Regions from separate parts of the Mus musculus genome. Here region 2 is linked to region 1. The links are chromatin loops, found by intact Hi-C in ENCODE. Cell type or tissue: heart. All regions are shown on one strand. Links, peaks and the distances in the headings refer to the core of each region. The heading gives the core; the rest is flanking DNA. Region 1 overlaps Crb1 (crumbs family member 1, photoreceptor morphogenesis associated). Region 2 holds the start of Gm41960 (a long non-coding RNA gene).

What was found. Peaks named below come from ENCODE experiments on the same cell type or tissue, not always from the same donor. Only the 100,000 strongest peaks of a DNase experiment are listed, where the experiment ranks them.
Region 2: a loop joins it to region 1, with 3 times the contacts of the local background. A loop is called at or near these places in 13 of 42 quality-filtered maps.

The regions. Positions count from the first base shown.
Region 1 is chr1:139,262,388-139,273,127 of GRCm38, reverse strand. The region is part of intron 5 of Crb1 (crumbs family member 1, photoreceptor morphogenesis associated); the gene reads left to right. Among named protein-coding and RNA genes, the nearest start is that of Gm41960, 100 kb to the right of the region's middle. In heart, for the core only: a CTCF peak has its summit at 5,094 (motif pointing right); no DNase peak of the experiment used is centred there.
Region 2 is chr1:139,161,464-139,172,203 of GRCm38, reverse strand. Dennd1b (DENN/MADD domain containing 1B) reads right to left here. Exons shown (of 22, transcript NM_001166501.1): 20 at 4,448-4,533; 21 at 3,156-3,372; 22 at 1-2,448. The coding sequence ends at 1,906. It overlaps Gm41960 (a long non-coding RNA gene), which reads left to right and starts at 4,532. Exons shown (of 2, transcript XR_878582.3): 1 at 4,532-5,244; 2 at 7,318-8,286. In heart, for the core only: no CTCF peak of the experiment used is centred there; no DNase peak of the experiment used is centred there.

The sequences.
Region 1 (10,740 bases), core at 1,455-9,454:
GTGTCTACATGTATATATTGAACAGAAATAAATTTTATGTGCAACACACTTAACTCAGGAGAATAGAAGCAAACTGGACCCCTGCTGCCTCTACAACACTCATCCTCATTCCAGCCCGACAGTCTACCTCATCACGGTTCATTTTCCGTCTTCAGCATTCCATTAAAACTGACTTTTTCAAGATCAGAGGAGACATTCTAATTGCAAAGATCTTTTCAGTTCTTAAGTTTGAGTTGTCATGACATTTATCACCACTGATAACACTATCCCTCCAGTACTTTCTTTTCTTGTCATCTACAATACTGGTATCTTGCTTGTCACATTGCAGAGACTCCCTGATCCCTTGTATATTGCTGTTCTTAGAAATCCATATTCAGTCTACATGTCTCATTCACTGTTCATTTTTTAAGGTAAAGTTGAATGTTTTATTTTTGATTTAATTCAATTTTTTTAGACATGGATTAACTATGTCATCAAAGGTGACCTGAGACTTTCAACCTCCCTACTTCACCTTACCAGTTGCTGGAATTTCAGGTCTGTGTCATGATACCCAACTAATATTGATTTTAAAACATGTATACTGCATTTGAAAATGCTTACTTAGTATAAGTTAGAAGCAAGATTTGTAAAACAGAACCTGAAGGAAGGTTACCGGGTTGTGAGATAATATAGAGAAGTGTTAATAATCCAAACTAGGTATCAGGTGAGGGCCTTGGAAGAGCTTTTAAAAGAGAATATGTACAGGGAGCAAGGGAAGAATTCCTGAATGAACTATGAGAGATTGTGGCCAGTTATATATCTTGACTTCAACAAGTCAGCATAAGAGTAATGGCCTATTTTGGAGATAAAATGAAGACTTCAGCTTGCTCTTCATTGGACCTGATGGGAAATACAATGCCTTATGGGTTTGCCTTTATAAACCTCTGCAAAATGTGACTCGTTACCATTTTCTGTAAACTATAGAATGGGCCTAGCCAAAGTCCATCATCCTGCTCAGTTTTTAATTAAAGCTTGCTTCAAATTTGGATCAAAAAATGTGGTCAAGATCTTATTCTGAACTGGTAGGACTAACATCCACTTCACCCTCCCATGAATGAGTCACTTATCCTGTTCTAATTAAAAATCTTCCTTGGTTTACCCCAGGTCACTTTAGCCCCTCTCCAGAGGCTGTTGGGTGCATATCCAAAAGCCCTAGAAATGTCTTTCTGTGGACTTATTCCTTATATGTAATAAAGGCTGTTATTATATAGCAGATTACATTTAGGTTTTCTTTTGATTGATCTCAAATTATCCTAACAGTTAGCTATTGATCTGACTTCTTTGTTTCTTTTATCTTTTTTTCTTAAGTGCTGTGATTTAAGGCATAACCCTCCATGCTTGGCCATTAAATAAATTTAATTTATGTTTAAAACTTTGCCTTTATGCTGATCTTTTAGTTCAAATAACTGATGATGATTATATACTAAGTATTTTAAATATCTACATGTGTATAATAAATATTTTTATGTATCAAAGTAAAATAGACCTTTAAAATCTACTTATATTTGTTCAGGATCTTTGATAAAGGACATCAGTGAGGCAAAGTCTCTCAAAGGAACAAGCCAGATGTTTCTGTAACAGACTGAGTTCAAATCCTCATCAGCTTCTTTCTCCTTGGGAAATTGGAAATTAATTTTAAGCCTTATGAATCATGTTTTCTTTTTGATGGCATCATCATTAAGGTAAACATTATTATTAATATATACCCGTGTTTTCTTAGAAATGCTGTCAAATCTGCTTTGAATTGTAAGTATTCTAAAGTCATCAAGTACCATTGACATATATTCTTAAATGCTTGTTCATTTGCATAAAAAGTAGTCATTTTTATGTATGAAAATTATTTAACCCTATTGAAATAATTTTATAAAATTAAGACCACATGTTATTAAAAGTGAACACAGAAAAACCTAAAATAATACAAAACTAGCATTGAAATAATTTTAAAACAAGTGTAACAGTATCTAGTAAAACCATTCTTTCATTTCATCATTGTCCATTAATGTATTTTAAAACATGAGAAAATGGAGTCTTGGTACAGCCAAGTCCATACATCTGCTAAGTGGTAGAACCCCCTCTGTGTTGTCAATTTTTGTCTTCACAATTCTAAGACAATACACATCTGTGTCAGGTGATGGTCTACACTGACCCAGGAGCCAGTGTGCAGAACCACTATGCTTTGACCCTTTGGTAAAGGAGATCCTTTCAGGACATGGCAGAAAGTAGATATGATAACATATGATAAAAATCTATTTATATGGACAAAGTTTTCCTTTAACATGATTTTTCTAAGCTTTGAGATCCAGTATTGTCTGGATTTTAGTTGATTTTGAATATATTTAAAAGTTCTGGAGTAAAAAGCTTGTAAGGAAAAAAATGTAAACAAAAGAGGTAAGACCATAAAATATATGTTCAAACCAACATTGTAGAGAAAATTATCAGTGTTATATACTCTATATTCTTTTAAGTTTCCATAATGTCTTTACCTTGAACAATATATTATACTTGATAATTATGCATTATTCCATTGAAGGCTCTTACTATGTTAGGACCTCAAGCCAACAAGTTTTCAAATATCATACAACCATTAGGCTTTTTTATTAAATTTATTTATTCACTTTTTATCCCAATATCAGCACCCCTCACCTCCCAGTGCGCCCTGATGCAGATCCCTCCCCCATTCCACTTTCATCTTTTCCTTTGCAAAGAGGGAGCTCCCCTCTGCGTGTTAGCCCCCAACACTACACGCACACACACACACACACACACACACACACACACACACACACCCCGCACATTAAGTCACTGAAGGACTAAGCACATCCTCTTCCACTGAGGCCAAACAAGAGGGACCTTTACGGGATCCACAGGCAGGCAGGCAATAGACTCAGGGACGGTCGGTCCCTGCTCTAGTTGTTGGGGACCCACATGAAGACCAAGCTGCTCATCTGCTACGTATGTGCAGGGGTCCTAGGTCCAGCTCGTGCTTGTCTTTGCTTGGTGATTCAGTCTCTGGGAACCCCCCAAGGGTCCAGATTAGTTAACTCTGAAGGTCTTCCTGTGCAGTCTCTGTCCCCTTCAGGTCCTTCAATCCTTCCCCCAACTTTTCCACAAGACTCCCGGAGCTCCATCTAATGTTTGGCTGTGGGTCTCTGCCTCTCTTTCCCTTGGCTGCTGGGTGGGGCCTCTCAGAGGACAGTTATGCTGAGTTCCTGAATGTAAGCATAACATAATATCATTAATAGTGTCAGAAATTTGGTTCTTGCCCATGTAATGAGTCTCAATTTGGGCAGTTATTGGTTAGCTATTCCCTCATTCTCTGCTCTGTCTTTGTCTCTTCCCTTCTTGTAGGCAGGACACATTTTGTGTCAAAGGTTTTGTGGGTGATTTACTCTCCAAATCCCTCTATTGGGAGTCCTGTCTGGCTAGAGGAAGTGGGCACTTTCGGATCCATGTCCCCCCACTGCTAGGAGTCTCAGCTAGAGTTGCCCCCAAATACCCTCTGTGGCGCCTACCAATCCCAGTTTCCCACATATCCTAGAGATTCCTCCCTACTCCCAACACTGCTTTCCCTTCTCTCTCCACTGCTTTCCCCACTTCTGATCCAGGCCATCCCTGCTGTGCTCTGCTCTCCATCTTCTCTCCTAACCAGTTCCCTCCTCCCATTGACCTCCAATATCTATTTTTCCCCCTTCTGAAATAGATTCAACCATCCATCTTTGGGCCCTCCTTGTTTTTTGGCTTCCTTGGGTCTATTTGATTATAATATGGTCATCTTGTGTTTTATGGCTAATATTCACTTATACGTGAGTACATACAAAGCGTGTCCTTTGGGGGTTACCTCACTCAGGACGATATTTTCTATTTGCCTGTGAAGTTCATATCCTTGTTTTTAATGGCTGAGTAGTGTTCCATTTAGTAAATGAACCACATTTTATTTATCCATTCTTCAGTTGAGGGACATCTGGGTTATTCTCAGTCTCTGGCTATTATGAACAAGGCTATCATAAGCATAGGTGAGCAAGCAGCCTTGTGGGATGCTGGAGCATCTTTTGGGTATACGCCCGGGAGTGGTATAGCTGGGTCTTGAGGTAGAACTACTTCCAATTTTCTGAGAAACCACAAAATTAATTTCAGAATAGCTGTATAAGTTTGCACTCCCACCAGTAGAAGAGGAGCATTTCCCTTGCTCCACAGCCTCGCCAGCGTGTGCTGTGCCTTGCGTTTTTGATCTTAGCCATTCTGATGGGTGCACAGTAGAATCTCAGAATCATTTTGATTTGCTTTTCTATTTGTAGCCCTAGAGCTTTTTCAGTTGTGGCTCATGGTAAATGTTTAAGCAAGATGAAAGGCATGCAGAGATGGTAAGAATACAGTTTTGGAAAACAAACATCTGAGTTTAAACTCTGACCTTTCTGCCTACCACTCTATATGCTTGATTCGATTATTAATGGGTCTGTAGAATAGAGGTTACTATGCCATTTTTCTTATACTTACTTCTATGTATACATTCTTTATAACAGTGTGTCCCAAAACACTTCAGCTTAAAATGGCAGTTAGTGTCTCTCTCACAGTTTCTGTGGGACTTGGCTTAGCTGTGTTCTCCACCTCACCATGATTTGAGTAGCTGAGATAAAGGAGTAGCCATGACTGTGGGATTCTCTGCAGGTGTCACCAGCAAGTTCCACTTCAAAGCCCTTTGGTGAGTTTGAGGGAATGTTTGAATTCCTTAAGAAATGTTTTCCAAAAAAAGCAATGTGAGAAAAGTCATCAGAGCATATTCTCAGGAGTTGTGGTCTGTGTGGCACAAACACAGATGTGGAGTCTGCTTGCTTTTGTCATGGTTTACTAGTTAGAAACATGTTATTAGTTCCAGTAAATGGGAAAAAAATGGTGAACTGATAAAATTTGTCTACAATGTATGAGTATAAAGTGAATAAAGCAGACGGTTCAGTGAAACTTCTGCTACATAATAAATAAGCAAACGGCTATTGCTATCCAGTAGACTAATTACTAAGCAAGGAATAAAAGCTATGCAGGTAACTAGAATCACCGCTAGATGGCGGTAGATCCTTCGGAGCCTTCTCTTCATAAAGGGTCAAGAGAATTTGAGCATAAGCAAAAAAACATGTTCAGAATGAAGAAATAAACAAAGATATACCCAAAAACATAGCCCCCAAGCACCTGAACCTTTGAAATTTCAGTGTTATCTACAGAGTGTAATCTGCCTTTTTACTCCAAAGCGTGAACCATGAAGACAATAAAACCACTGCCCATTTTCATATACAAGATTTCTTAGCTACACACCCGGCATTCACTTCTTTTCTATCTCAGAGACTAAGAAGCCCTGTGTTTACATTTTACATATAATATACATTATACTATTATATAAAACACAGTAAATATCACTGTTGAAAATGTAGAAACTGCAGAAAGCACAAAGAAAAGTAATACTGTTTTGAGCCCCAGAATTGCAATGTATCTTTCTTCCATTCCTCCCTCCCCGCCCCCCACCCCGTCTTTATTAATTTCTCTCTGCATGCATCTTTCCCATTCCCATACACATGCACATGTTGAAACTGAAAAGCCTCCTGCTTTTATCACATAGCATATTATAACCATTTATTTTTACATCCTCCACACTGTTTTATGAAGTATAATATCTAGTTTGATAAAGCTTGCTGTCTCTTGTGAGACTAGGCCGGAGCCTAGCAAACACATAAGTGGATGCTCACAGTCAGCTATTGGATGGATCACAGGGCTCCCAATGGAGGAGCTAGAGAAAGTATCCAAGGAGCTAAAGAGATCTGTAACCCTGCAGGTGCAACAACATTATGAACTAACCAGTACCCCGGAGCTCTTGACTCTAGCTGCCTATGTATCAAAAGATGGCCTAGTCGGCCATCACTGGAAAGAGAGGCCCATTGGACTTGCAAACTTTATATGCCCCAGTACAGGGGAATGCCAGGGCCAAAAAGTGGGAATGGGTGGGTAGGGGAGTGGGGGGGAGGGCATGGGGGACTTTTGGGCTAGCATTGGAAATGTAATTGAGGAAAATACGTAATTAAAAAAAAAAAAAAAAAGCTTGGAGCGTCTTGATGTCTCATGACCAAGGTGGAATCCACAAAGAACACAGCGAGGGTTCTACCACTTAGCAGATGTATGGACTTGACTGTACCAAGACTCCATTTTCTCATCTTCACATGTGCTTACCTTGTGAGAGGGGCAAAATGATCTAATAATATTCTAATAGGAAAGTGACTCAGCTTTTAATGTTGCAGAAAACCTTTTAATGTTACATTTAGTGTGCAGATAGCTTTTTTCCATGTTAGCAGTTTTATTACACACTTACAAAATTGACCAGCTCTCAGGGTGCACGTAAATGGGATTGCATGTCAGGATAAAGAACCCGTGTTAGGTTCCTGCCCATCATCAGCAAGAACACATTGGAAAGAAACAGATGCCCTCTATCAAGAAGGCTGAGTATTGAGACCACTATTTATTTTGAGAGAATTTCGTTTTCTAGAAATGGGACCAAATTCCATGTCAATGATTCTTAACATCTACTAAAAGGATTACGTTGTTGTTGTTATATGTACTGATATGTGCTATTGTCAAATCTAGTAGCAAATCGTGTTTATAGCTCAGGAATAATCCAACTTTGAGGCATTACCTGTTGCATGTTTGAAAATGGGTTTTCTCATCTTTTATCTTTTTAAATTGTCCTGTTAAATACATATAAGATTTAACTTCTTAGCCAGTAATTGTACCATTCAGTAACGTTAGGCCTGCTCATATTGTATGGCCAATCGTCCAAGATCTTCATCTAGCACAGCTGAGAGTCTGCACATTCCTCCCTTTCCTCATCTCCAGGAAAGCACTATTCTCCTCTGGCTCTGCCAAGTTACTTATGGACCTTATATAGGGGAAATCATATAGTATTTATCATTTGATTGTGTGGCTGCTTTGTTTCTTTTAGCATAATAGCATCAGGATTGATCCATACTGTACTATGTGACAAAATGTCCCTTTTTAAAGATTAATATTAGCTAGAATGCACACATACACATATATGAAATTTATCTATCCATCAGTGGACATTTGGATTGCTCCCATATTTTCCCTATTACAGATGATGCAGTCATTAACCCTGATGTAAAAAATACCTCTCTTCCCCATCTCTTTTGTTCCTTCTGTTCCACAAAACTGAAAGGCAAGCACTAAACCATTGAGTGACACCCCAAACTTCCCAACTCTTAAAAACCATGCTTTTTCTCATTGCGTTGTCTAGAGAGAAGAGGGATTGTTGGATTTTAAGGCAAAACAAAAAACAAAAAAACAGCCAGGCGTGGTGGCACACGCCTTTAATCCCAGCACTCGGAAGGCAGAGGCAGGCAGATTTCTCAGTTCAAGGCCAGCCTGGTCTACAAAGTGAGCTCCAGGACAGCCAGAGCTATAAAGAGAAACCCTGTCTCGAAAAAACAAAAACAAAAACAAAAGAAAAAAACAAAAAACAAAACAAAACAAAAACCCACAATAGACCTTTTCTCTGTTCCTATACTACAGTGATCAGCAAACGATAACTATGTGACCCCGGAAGGTGTGGGCATTTTGCCTTACCAGCAAACAAGTCATCAACTGTAAACACAAGCTGGGTGCCTTCGTATTCTGTTCTACCTTAAGCATTCTAGTGAGCTTTCTCCATCCTAAAGTTACTAGTTCCGAGTCAACCCTTTATCTTCCAAAACATTACAGCTTTGGAGAACCCAGGAAGTTTGAAAATTGGATACCAAGTAACAAGGAAGAAACTCAAATATCACTCATAACTTTACATATGATAATCATGCTTTTCATTTATTATTAAGTGTGTGTGTGTGTATATATGTGTATACACACATGTACACTTTAGTATACATGTGAAGGTCAGAAAAACTTTTTGGACTTGGTTCTCCATTTTATCATGAGCTTCAGGGACAGATGAAAGGTCACCAGACTTGAGAGGCAAGGAATTTTACCCACTAAGCCACCTCCCCCACTTCTATTTTTAATTTTTCAGGGAACTACCACATTAGCCATTCAACTTACTTTCTCACCAACAGTGAACAAGAGATTCATTTTCTCCTTCCCCTAATATTTCATTGATATTCAGAATTATAATCATTGCATTTAAATGTTTTGGTAGAAATTTATTGTATTTACAGTATTTATAAATAAATACACATGCTTTGTTTAATTCATTTTATTAAGTTTACACATATGGATATTAAATTTATATACATAAAAATTAATAAATAATAGTCATGTATGTTATGTTACTCTATTCATTTTGTTAATTAAATGTGTATGTATTCAAATATTCTTCTTCATTTTCTAACTTTCAAGATGTTACTATTATGAACTCATTTTCTACTGCATAATTGTAAGTAATTTTTCTGTCTAAATAAAAAATACTACATTTTCTCTCCTTAAGAAGTTTAAATTTTTCTTAGGAAAGATCATAGTCACTATGCCTATCAGGTTCTCTAAGTCTAAAACTTAAATGTTCATCAATATTGGGAAATTCTTGGCCATTTCATCTTTCAAAATCTCCTTTATCTTTTTTTATTGGCTGCTCTTGTAGATGGTTAGATGGCAATGCTCTTTGTCCTTTATCTTCTGTGATCCTGAGCTGCAATTTCCTTCCTGTTTCTGCTTGCTACACATGGAGCTCAAGTCAGATTCTCCCTTCCAGTAACTGTGATCTGTGTCCAGTCCATTATTTAATTCGCAGTGGGATTCTTATGCCAGTTATGTTTCTAAAAGGTTCTACCCCTTTAATTATTTTAAAATCTTTGACCTCTCCCATTTTAAGATCCATTTATATTTTCAGTTTTCTTAAATAATCCACTATCATTGTAAATTTTTACATCTCTTATTCTCAGTTCACAATCACAATTCTTTGCTTCTTATTTATTGATTCATTTTTAGCGTGATCTCTTATCCCTTGAAATTTTTGTTGGACCTATTTGTTGCCTGGGCTTAAAAGATTTCTCCCCAGAGTTTTTGGGTTTCTTTTATGTCTACTTTAGAGAATATCCAAGTTTCTAACTGTGGCTTTTATGTTGCACAGCACTGTGAATTTAGAATCCACACAAGAAAGCAGATTAGTAATTAGGAATTCTCCAGGAAATTTATTTTTCAGTTGAACAAAGCCTGTCAAAGTTTAGCTAATGCCTGTTACACACATTTGTCTCTTCTGATTCACTCAAAAGATATTCTTCCTTACAGCTTCAATTTGGATATACTATTATCAGGAAGGATTGTATTCATTTTCCTCAAGCTATGGTCCATCCAATTGTCAGCAATCAAAGTCCTATCTTTATCTTGAAGTTTTGTCAAGATAAGTTTCTTCTTATTCCAAACTTTCCATTGTCTACTTTGCCTAAGATAACCATTTCTATCCTAGAGTTTTATGTTTACCAGACATATTGCCACCTTCTTCTAGTTTTGAACTCAGTGCTTACAAAACATTTTTAAAGCCCCTGCCCATTGCTGGTGAGTTTAACCTTGCTTATTCTTTTTGTTCTCTGCCTTGTTGGATTATATTTTTAGGTCTACATCTTTTTTTATCTGCTTGTGGATTTTTATCTCTATTAATGCTTGATATTCCATGAATTAGTCCACTTACATAACTTTGACAAGGAAGTTCTTTAAAAAAAAACATTTAACCGGTTTCTTTTATTATGAAAATGAAAGTGAAAGCATATCATCTTGGGTCTTCTACCCTTAAGTTAAAAACCTCACCAAGCTTTTCCTAAGTTCTCAGCTCTCTGTGGGCAGCACAGTCTTTGTTAATGGAGTCATCACTTGGGGAACAGATGTTTCAAAACTTTTGGTTTTACACTTTTTAAGAATGACTGTCATAATTATGAGCTTTATTCTATTTTGTGGAGTGATTTAAACAAGCGTGCAAATTAAACTGATCACAATGAATTAATTCAGAAAGAAAATACAATTCTATTATCTTTTAGTATTAATTCTATTCAATCCTTTTCATTTCTCTCAGAAATATTTCAACTTTTAAGGTCTAATTTCTGTTCTCTAGTCCTTCTGTTCTCTAGATTAAACTCTGGGGCAATTTTTGATTTTGCTTTTAAACATTGATATAATTTTTAAACTATTAATTGCATTATAGCCAGGGGGAAAACACTGAGGACATTTAGCCTGAGGATTCTCTTGCACTAAGCATTGTACACATTTCTCCCAGGTCGTAGGTTTTAGTCAGGTTGTATGACACTTACACCTCCAGTGTAGATTAGTACAGCGCTGCATCAGAGCTTGCTTGAATGGTGCCTCATCATGTCCAGTGTCTTCTTTCCTCCCGCAGTCTTTAACCTCATCCTCTTGTCTGTTATCTGGCCATTTTCTTTTCCTATTTTTTCTCTTTATTTTCCTAGAAACCAAGTTTTCATGCATTCTAAAAGTTTCTGTGTGTTCCTTTGTAAATTCAATTTTAGCTTTTTTCCCCCCTTTAGCTTTTTGGAGTTATATCTCCTTTCTTTTATGGAACATTAGAGATGGACAAAGGAGATAGATTTATCCTTATTCTAGAAGCACTCTAGCTTTGCAAGTCCACACAAACTCATATATTTATCCAATTACCATGTGCTTTCTCTTTCTACCTTAAAACAAGCAAAACAAAACAGAAAGAAAAAAAAAGATTTC
Region 2 (10,740 bases), core at 873-8,872, 100 kb after region 1:
AATGCAGTTACCTTTAACTTCTGGAAGGCAACCAGGAACAACTGTACTAGCTTATACTGTTTAACTTTTAATTTTTCAGTTTTAAGAAAGTGTATTCATGGTCTAGTGACATAGCTGACTGAATAAAGCACTTAATACCAAAAAAAAAAAAAAAAAAGACCTGTGTAAATATTTTAAGGACTATGTTAAATAAACCTCCTAAAATTCTAGCTAAAATTATATTCTTTAAGTAAATACTTTAGAGTATGGCCTTACTGGAATTCTTCAATGGTTTTGCAAACTTTTTTTTTTCACTAAAAAAAGACAATTTTTGAAAAGTAATCATCACACTTGAGGATGTATAGACTAGAACCATGGCGTGTTCAAACACACTACCTGCACATCTAGGGATCTGCATGTGCTCTCAGGTGTGCTCCAAAGCTAGAGTAATCATGAGGGAGGCAGGATCCACGGAGAATCACAAAGGATGCATTTTGATACTTCTCTGCCCTAAATAATTCTATTGTGCCTGCCCTTCCTCTCTTCTTTGCCTGCACCCCTCCTGCTTGCCTGCAGGGGACACACTCAGAATAGAGAACCCCAGCAGGTGTTCAAAGTCAACACAACATGGCATATGCTTGCAGCACACCCCTTCAGATGCTGAAAACGGCACTTTTCTTCTGTGATCTCCTCCCTCAAAGCTGGATAACCTCGGTGTAATAAGGAGAAAAATACTATATACAGTACAGGAGCTGGACATCTGAACAATATTCCTGATAACTTCAAAGCCATCAAACTAAGAAAGTGAAGTCCCAGGGTGAGGAGGAACCTCAGAAGACATGATCGTAGAACATACTCTAGAACGCTGAGGCGATAAGGGAACAGAAAGGGGACAGCAGGGAACAGTCAGAGCTCTGACTACCACACAGCGAGTCAATGATAGGGCAAATGCAGCACACTAACATAGGATGCTAACAACAGCAGAGACAGGGTCCAGGGCAGAGAGCAACTCAGTACCATCTTTGCATTTTTTCTACAAATCTAGAAGAACATTTAAAATACAAAGTTAATTCTTTAAAAAAGCAAACACAAGGTAAGGCTATGAGCATCTTCACAGCACGTCAGTTAAGAGAAGAGGACAACAGCCTATCTGGACTCTGCAGGGCATTTGGCTTTCGGGCGGTGAACCATGGTTAACACATACATGAGATCGACCATTGAGGGGCTTCTTTGTAAGCAGAAGCTTTTAACTTCACATTGTAAGTCAGCACTTAATATAGTTCACTGAAAGGTAAATATACACATTCACGTTGCTTGGAAAACATGGCTACATGTCTTCATAAAAAGCAAATTATTTCTGCTAGAGTGCATTGAAACTGGAAAAGAATGGTGAGCTTAGTTCATGGTAGAAAAAGGCATCACTGCTCTGCAGGACAAGATAACTCCTCTTTCAAGCTTTGCATCACGCGTCATCTGTATGTTTAGCATAACTGGAAGATTAAGGCAATTAGTGGGTTAACAGTTTCATCAGTGTCAGGCTATTTTCCATCAGTTTTGACATCTTGATCAGTTCATGCTCAGCCAGGTTAGTACAGTAACTACTGGCGATATGTGGGGTTATATACGCACACTTAGTTTAAATAAAACAAACAGCATTAAGCACCAAATACTGGGAAAGCTTAAATTCAAAACACACTTTCAGCCTATGTACAAGTTAGTACCTGATTTAACAGCACAGCAGAATTCGTTTTACGCTGGGAAACCAACAGGTAATACAGATCCATGAGATGAACAGACAGGGAAACCAACTAGACTGCAGTAGGGGTCGCCATTCCTATCAGTGACTCTACTGTTCCCATCTCAGGGAAGGAATTCCACATGCCTCCGGAGAAGCCAAGAGGCAAGCAACTGACCCACTACTGGTACCTAAGTTTGGTTTCCACTTCTGCTTTCTTCTGAAATGTTTAAATCTTGTTGGAAGTCACATGACATGTGACACAATGACACTACTTCTTGGAGAAGTCCGACATCCTTTGAAGGCTTCGTGTCCTCTTTGCCAGCCTTCTCCCAGGGAACAAAAGTCGACTGGCGGCTCCCGGGGCCGGGCACCGACAGATCCTCTGACTGAAGTGGAGCCTGACCTGGTGTTTGCTTCACTTCTGCTCTTCCTCTCTCTGTTTGGGAAGCTTCAGGAGCAGCAGGCTGGGAACGCAGTCCTGAAGTCGGAGCTGGCTTTCCCACCACAGTAGGGCCACTTACGCTGTCAGCACAGAGGGGCTTCTCCCTGCTCTCCTCTTTCAGGATAAACAGAGACTCTGTCAGCCCACCAGAGGAAACGCGTTTCCTTGGGGATGGAGGGAGTTGCCTGCCATGGAGGGCGCTGTCGTCCTGCCCGAGATTCCACTCTCCCTGGTCTCCAGAAGCACACAGCAGGGCCAGGTTATTCTCACTGGGAGCGTTGGACTTGTTCTGGGAAGGGAATTACAACTTCAGAATACTTACAATAAAATGGCAGTGATTCTTTAGTGGTGTCTGCTTTGCAAGCAAGGTCACCATGCTTCAGCAGGGGCCTGAGCCCCACCCCAGGGGTAGGGGAGCACTGACTGAATCCTGACAGTTCCTGCCTGCCCCATGAAGAGGAATGATGGGTGTCGGGTGGGGACTCCACAAACTCTGGTTTCAATGTGTTTAGATTGTCACCTGTCACAGTCAAATCCACATAGAACGTCCTGTTCTCCAGTCAGAATGGGGTCCCACTGCACATAAAGGTTTATTTTGAAGCACTTTAGTTCATTTAAAACTGTTCACTTTTCAAACAAGAAAATAGAAAAAATATTTTTAAGACATATTAATTACAGTGTTTTTTTAAAGCTCAGGAGTTTTTATAAAAATAGGAATGTTTCACATAAAAATGTTTTCACAAGGGTGAATGCTAAACTAGACGTCACTATGCCCAGAAAGGGGCATCACTGGGTAGCACCAGAGCAGTGACTGCAGCAGCAGTGTGAGCTGCAGAAGTAATCCGTACGATGTACGATGTACACTTTTTACCACAGTTTGACGTTTCTGTACTTACCTAGAGGTAAAAATGCTTCTATAAACTAAGTTTACTTATCTGATTGGGCAACCATAGCAAGGGCAAGAGGGTTTCCATTTAATTCTGTGTCTCAACTAACCGTAGGCTTGTAATCAATGTCATCCATGGATCTGAAGAAATCCAGGCTCTTGGCAGGCGCCAGCTTTCCTTGATCAGAGCTGTGCGTGCTCAGCGTGTCCAGGATCTCACCCAGTAAGTCCATCTCCCCTGAGTAAGGAGCCTTCACCTGGGCTTCAACGGAGTCATCGCTTTCGTAGAAATAAGCACGGGTTTCTTCCCCGTCTTCAGAAGATATCCTGAAAGGAGACACAAGGTAGGGCAGTCGGCACAGGCGGAGTCTCAACTCACTTGCTAAACAACAAACGCCAGCAAAACAACAACAAGGTCACAACTGGAGGTGAGGGTGATGTTGACTTTTAATCCCAGCAGCCTGGAGGCTGAGGCAGGAGGATTGCACGTGTGAGGCTAGTCTGGGTTCCAGAAAGAAACCAGGGAAAGGAGAGGGAAGGGTTAAGAGGAGGAAAGGAGGGAGGGAGGTTTAGAGGAAGGAAAAGGGGAGGAAAAGAGAGGGAGACACAAGACTGGGAGAAAAGGAAGAAATGAGAAAGAGGAAAGAGAGGGTTGAAGGACAGGCAGGGACAAAGGAGAGAAATAAAAATTAGTCAAAGTCTCCACAGTTATGCATACATCCACTTCAAATACTAAAAGACTTAAGTACACACATTAGAGCAATAAACACAATGTCATGGCTCAGTAATCTGAAGCCGGCTCCATCTGTCTCACGCTATAGGATTTGGGGATTTCCTAGAAACGTTAGATTGAACACTTAGAATATTTGCAGCATTCATATTCTATATGGTTGTCCTTTTCTTATTTGTTTTGGAGAAGAATAAATATTCTCCTATGTAGACAGGTTTATTTCATATGTAGGATGTCCATTTTATTACTATGTATCTTAAAATTGCTTAAAAAAATGAAGTTTATACAATTCTCCATTCTTTGTATCAAGAAACAGTTCTAAACCTCCTTCCTTCCTGTGATGGTGCCTTCACCTTAAGCCCTCCCCTGGCTCACTGGACTGTTACCACTGTCCCCATGTCACCTGTCCCTCTCAGTGTGGGGTGACAACCTGACCTAGTGTTCATCTGTCATCTTTCCCACTCCTTGGACACCTCTGAATATAACTCTGCTTCCCAAGAACACGACATTTCAAGTCTATCATGCCCTGCCCCTGTCCTAAGCCTCATTCCTCACGGCGGTGAAAGGAGTGCCATTTCTGTTTGTTGGTGAACATTGAGAGGGAGCAAACATGAACTTTACTAGTGCCTAAAGACCATGCCACTGCACAGGGTCCCGCAGTGCTGGACTCACTTGCTTGCCCGTTCAATGTCATCGTCATCATCATCATCATCATACAGGGTACCATCTAGGCTCTTATGAGGCCTTTTCAAGTGTGTCTGGAGAGAAAAGTTGACAATAAGTTGAGTTACTGATTTGAAATATGTCTCTTTAATAATTTTAAAGGAACAATGTAATTTTTTATAACAAATACTTAGACATATGTTTTCAAAGCTTTGAATGTCATCCAATAACCTGACAAATTAGAACAAGGAGAAAAAGAACAAAGCAGCATTTTAAAAAGAATCAACACTTCCTAGCTTCTCCAGTAGTAGCTGGAAATAGATATATAGGTGAACAGTCACACCATGCATCCACAAGGCAACTATCACATTTTTAAAAGAACCATCGAGAGTTGTCCATCACATCTCCTACGTGGTTTATAATGTTGCAAAGATGCAGACTCTGGATCTCCAGAGCTTCTGGAGTGTTGGGGCCCAAGTTCCTGCATTTGTGACATTTTCAGATGGTCTCAGTGCTCGATCCGAGGAATTCACTCTCAAGAGCAAGATCTTCAAATAACGATTTATCATTTGTACCTGAAAATGCTATATTATGCATTCATTAGACGTTCTAAAATGTAAAATGTTCATGTTGATTGGCTGATCTGTTATTATGCACATGCATTCCACAGTAAACATGTGGAAATCAGATGACAACCTGCGGGAGTTGGTTCTGTCCTTCTACTATGACGGTCCTTGGAACTGAACTCAGATCATCAGCCTTGGCAGCAACTACCTTTACCTGCTCAGCTGTCTTGCCAGCCCTAGGTATTTTTAACAAATATTTGTTTTTAAAGATTTATTTTGTCTTATGTGTATGAGTGTATGTATGTATGTATGTATGTATGTATGTATGTATGTATGTAAGTATGTATGTATGTGTACTGCTGCATGCCTGGTGCCTGCAGAGGCCAGAGGAGGGTGTCAGATCCCTGGAACTAGAGTTACAGACTGTTGTGAGCTTCCTTGAAGTTTTGGAGATCCAAACCTGAGCCATCCACGAAGAGCTTTTAGCTGCTGAAGCATCTTCCTAGCTCCAAGATGTCTTTTTAACACAATTTAAAAATTGTGACATCTACAAATGAAGTTACCTTTAATCTTTTACACCATATAGACTATCTCCATACATTTAATTTGTGGGTCAGAATTACACAGGTCAGTGCTGCCTGTAGTGCCATGTCCCCAGTCTCCTTCAGTGTCCCCTTTCCTTTGCACCAGCCATGACTGAAACATGGTAGCCCACCCTCATTTCCTGAAAACTGGCAGTTTATGTGGCGGTCCAGACTCCATTTTCAGCTGACTGATGCCTGTTTCTGGCGAGCACAAGCCACGGTGGCAATGTGCAGTCTTATAGTACACAGTGGTAGGCATGTGATGTTCAATTTTGTTAACATGGCTCTGGGTGTGGCTTGCCTAGCCACTCACTTGGTTCCATTCACCTGTCATGACCACTGGGAGGTCCATTTTTTATTAGAGTTATTTTATAGAGTATTCCTTTTATATTTTTAAAATTTTATTAAAAAAATATAAATATAAATATAAAAAACCCTTTACTATTTAGCACTATATTAAGATATAATACAGAACAAAAAGAGCATAGAAGTTGTTGGTGTGCTCTTTTATTTCCAAGAGTAATGAGCCACTGCCCCAGCAGTCTCTAAATTGATGACAAGATGAGGTTATTTTTAATATTGTCATGGCTTATATATATTTAGTACATTTTAAACCACCAGTTATTATTAGTGTTCAAAATACCCCATTGTTGAACTTTGGCTTAAAAGCACTTATCTTCAAGACACACATCTTAAGAAAGGCATAGGTTAAAAGATTCATGGTTAGGTTTTTCCTTAAAAATAATCCGGTATTGGTGACTGGCCTTGAGCTCATCACTGCTATAGCTAAAGCTATATAAAGAATATCTGAAGATTTCTAAAATGTTCTCTTTATTATTATACATGGTCCAGTGCTTCAAAAATAAGGTTATAATTTTTACATCATCATCCTTTTACCCATGGAAGCAGGCCCATGTCTTCTCGGACATAACCTCAGAAAAGGGCTTTGGGTTTTTCAAGTGGGTAATGGCATTCAGAGGTGAAAACTTGTTGTCATGGTGCTCAAAATCGTATACCATCCTTCTGGGTGGGGAACTTTAGCCTTGGCTTTGCCCTTGGCCACATCCCCTAAAGGAGGACCTGCTTGTCTCCAAGCCCACAGATGTCTCCCTGGGCTGCACTACAGAATAAATAAGTCTCTGGGATCTCTAGAGAGCCCCACCTGCTCACTCCTTGGTGCCAATGCTCCTAAGGTGAAGCAACGAGGGACAGACACACAGGATAAACACTGTGACCTGTGACTGAATTGTGTAGCGAGTCCCCCAGGAGTCTGAGGATGAGGAAGTACTGAGGGGCTAAGACCATGTCAGTTTGCCACATAAACTGAAGTTTCTTCAGTTGGACAAAAGTTCTCAGAATTATCTAGGAACGAAACTATCGACCACAACATTCGTTCTGGGAGGGAAAATTAATCTTACTCTCTTTCCCAAAACAACAACAACAATAACAACAAAAACAACAACAAAAACAAATTAATACAATACTGCACTGTCAGTACAATGAACTCTACATATGCAACTTTCTAATAAAACAATTAAAATTTAAAACAAAATAAGCAAACTACGAGGAAAGTAAAATGTGCTTAACTTGGCTGCTATTTGTTAATATCGTCACTATTTACGAAGATAAGAATATTGAGCAGTAAGTACATAGCAATATATTTGCTAAGTTCTTTGTAGAGGCCTCTCACATACACACAAGGTTAGGTTCTTTCCATTTACCATTTCAGAGCCTAGTGATCGCCACAATAAGCTGAGGTACGACCAGAGATGCTGGATAGTTTCTCCAAGTCACATACAGCATGCAGAACAGGGACAGCAACAGCAGAGGAAGCGCTGTCATCGGTTGCGCTGCAGATCCTGGCTGCTCCAAGACACTTTCATCCTGTAGCTGCCTGCCTGCCTCAGGGCTCTCCAGTATTTCACCCAAACTCTGTACAATCTACGTAATACTTAAGTCATGAAAAGAACTTCATCAGAAAATCTGAGTGTTATTTCACACTTCCTACCTACCAGGCCTCTATTAATTTTCACAGAGATGCTACTAACTAGTGTACTTTATGAAAGATATTCACAAAAGAATTTTAGAAACACATAAAATGAACTAATAATCATTTTCCTTTTTTGTAGATGTTAACCTACGTCCAGTGGAGACACTGGAGCTACAGGTGGCATCTGCACTGTGGGCCGCTCGTGCTTCTTGCTGTCTATGTGCTGTCCCCTGGATTGTTTGTTGTCTTGTCTCATTGGTGCCCTCATCTCTTCATGTGATGACTAACCTTGACTGTCAACTTGACACATGTGGGAAGGAGGGACAGAAGAACTGCCTTCTTCACATTAGCCTGTGGGCATGTCTCAGGGGGAAATTTCTTAATTGTTAATTGATGCAGGAGGCTCTGCCCATTGTGGGTCTGTCACCCCTGGGCAGGTGGACGTGGAACCAGTCAGTAAGCAGCATCCCTCCATGGTCCCGCCCCAGGCTCCTGCCTTGGCTTCCACTATGAGGACTGTTACCTGTAAGTGGAGATAAACCATTTGCTCCCCAAGTTGCTTTTGGTTTATCACAGCAACTGAAAGCAAAACAACACTTAATAACCTAAATAAAATATGTACATGATTTTACTCTTTAATATAGGCTTATCCTTCCTCCAAAGCATGCAGTTGATATTTCCTGAAGAAATAAATATTTGCATATATAGCAGGTAGGTTCTTGTCTTAGGGTTGCTGTGATGAAACATCGTGACCAAAGCAAGTTGGGCATGAAAGGGTTTATTTGGCCTACACTTCCATATCACCATCCATCACTGAAGGAAATCAGCACAGGAACTCAAACAGAGCAGGAAGCTGGAGGCAGGAGCTGATGCAGAGGCCAGGAAGGGCTGCTGCTTTACGGCCTTGCTCCTCATGGAACGCTCAGTCTGCTTTTTAATAGAACCCAGGGCTACCCGCCCAGAGATGACACCACCCACAATGTGATAGGCCCTCCCCCGTCAATCACTAACTATGAAAATGCCCTACAAGCTTGCCTACAGCCTGATCTCATGGGTGCATTTTCTTACTTCGGGCTCCCTCCTCCCTGCTGACTTCAGTTTGTGTCAAGCTGACATAAGACCATCCAGCGCAGTTGTGCTGAGTATTTAACCGGCTGATATCAGCCTCTTCTGTGCCCTGAGGCCCATTCATAACCTCAGAGAAGAATGGAGGGCCATCTTTTTGTGCCACGCATTAGGCTATGTGCTGAGGCACAAGAACTAGCAAGAACAGAGCTTTGTGTCCTTATGGATGTTAGTCTAGTAAATAAAAACTAAACAAACTCCAATAGTCACACCAACAAGCACAAAAGGTGTGACTCAAATTAGCTCCTACTAAGCTATCCCTGCTGAGAGAGCACTTCGTAAGAATTTGACCTAACAATCATTGAGCCCAAAGGAACTCTCTATTCCCTGGGCTCCGGAAGGCCATGTGTTAAGAAGATGGTGAGAAGGAGTAAGCACACATACAGCTTCCCTCCACTGGGGTAGTCAGGGGAACACGAGACGTTTGTTATCATGGCACTCATGCTACTTTCGGGGCCACCAACATTTGCAGTTATTCTTTTGATCACTAGGTGGCACACACTTATTAAAAAGTCAGCTGGACTACGTAACCTGGTGTTACCTAGAGGCACCATTGATTTAGCAGGAGAATGAGGGGGTGAGAATGTGGGCAAGGGTGGCAGGGAAGAACCAATACCAGATTCACAGTCCCAGACAGAGGGCAGCACAGAGGCCCTGGGCTCAACTGTCTTCTTCTGGCAGCTTACTTGAAGTCGGAGCTTCAAGGTAAGGGTGCATCTCTTTTCTTTTAGTTCTTAGCACTTCTTCATTCCACAAACATGCAGTAAACACCAACTATTATGCATTTCACTGTTTTCATGGTACAAATACAATAATAAAAATATTTCCTCTATGGAATAAACCTATTGCAAACAGGAAATAAACACCTCAGGGTTACATACAGGTGGGCAGTTACCACTTCTTCTAGGATGGAGGTATTACACAGGAAAGATACACCTTGGGGGGGTAAAATAGGGGCTGCATCACTTTGTGGTTAAGAGCATATATTGTTTTGGCAGAGGACTTGAGTTCATTTCCCAGTACCAATATTGGGTGTCTTACAACTACTTTTAATTCTAGTCGCTACTGATACTTCTGATTTCATTTACATACCCTCACACAAACTACTGCACACAGACACATGATTAAAAATTGAAAAGAAATATTTAAAAAGAATATAAGGCAGCAAAGCTTCTATCACTTAGAAAAAAAATTAAAAATGAGACTTAGAACTGTACATCACAAATCTCAATCTAAATTTGAACATGTATAGTTATAAAATACAAGTCAGCTTTCGTGAAAATGTAAAGTGCACACTGAGTGTGTGTGAAAATCCACAAGGTTGAGGGTTCCTCGATAGGACGGTGGGGAAATGCTACGCTATTGAAAAAGAATGTCTATCAGTATGGAAGGAACTGTGAGTGGTTCTTTCTCTTCCTAGACCTGACCCTGTGTAGATACTGAATGAGATAAACAAGACTGATGCAGACAGGAACTGTTTAAAGAAAAGAAAACACACACCATCTCACAGGAAAGGACTAAGTCACAGAACCACACAACTGAATGTCCGAGGAGAACTCAAGAAGCCAATTCAGGCTAGTTGAATGCTATCTTCCCTGCAATGCCTTCTGGGAAGCACATCAGACTAAAATGGCCAAAGCCGAGGAGCCTGGTAAGTGTGCAGTTACCACTGTGATCACTAGATGGCAAACAATGTTAACCAGGCCAAGTGCGGCTTAGCTCAAGGGCAGGGTAGGGTGGGGTGGTGGGTGGAGTGGGAGAGTTGAGAGAAACAGTTCTGACATAAGCAGATGAAACAGAATTGAGATTCTAATAACATATGTAACATTTCTAAGACAGACTCACTATGAAGTTCATACTGGCCTTGGCTTCACAGTCCTGTCTCTGCCTCCACGGGGCTAGGATTACAGGTGTGTGTGTGTGTGTGTGTGTGTGTGTGTGTGTGTGTGTGTGTGTGTTACATAAACTTTTTAAAAAACATAGCCTTACTTAAAAAAAAAAGATTTATTTATTTATTTATTTGTATGTGTAAGTGTT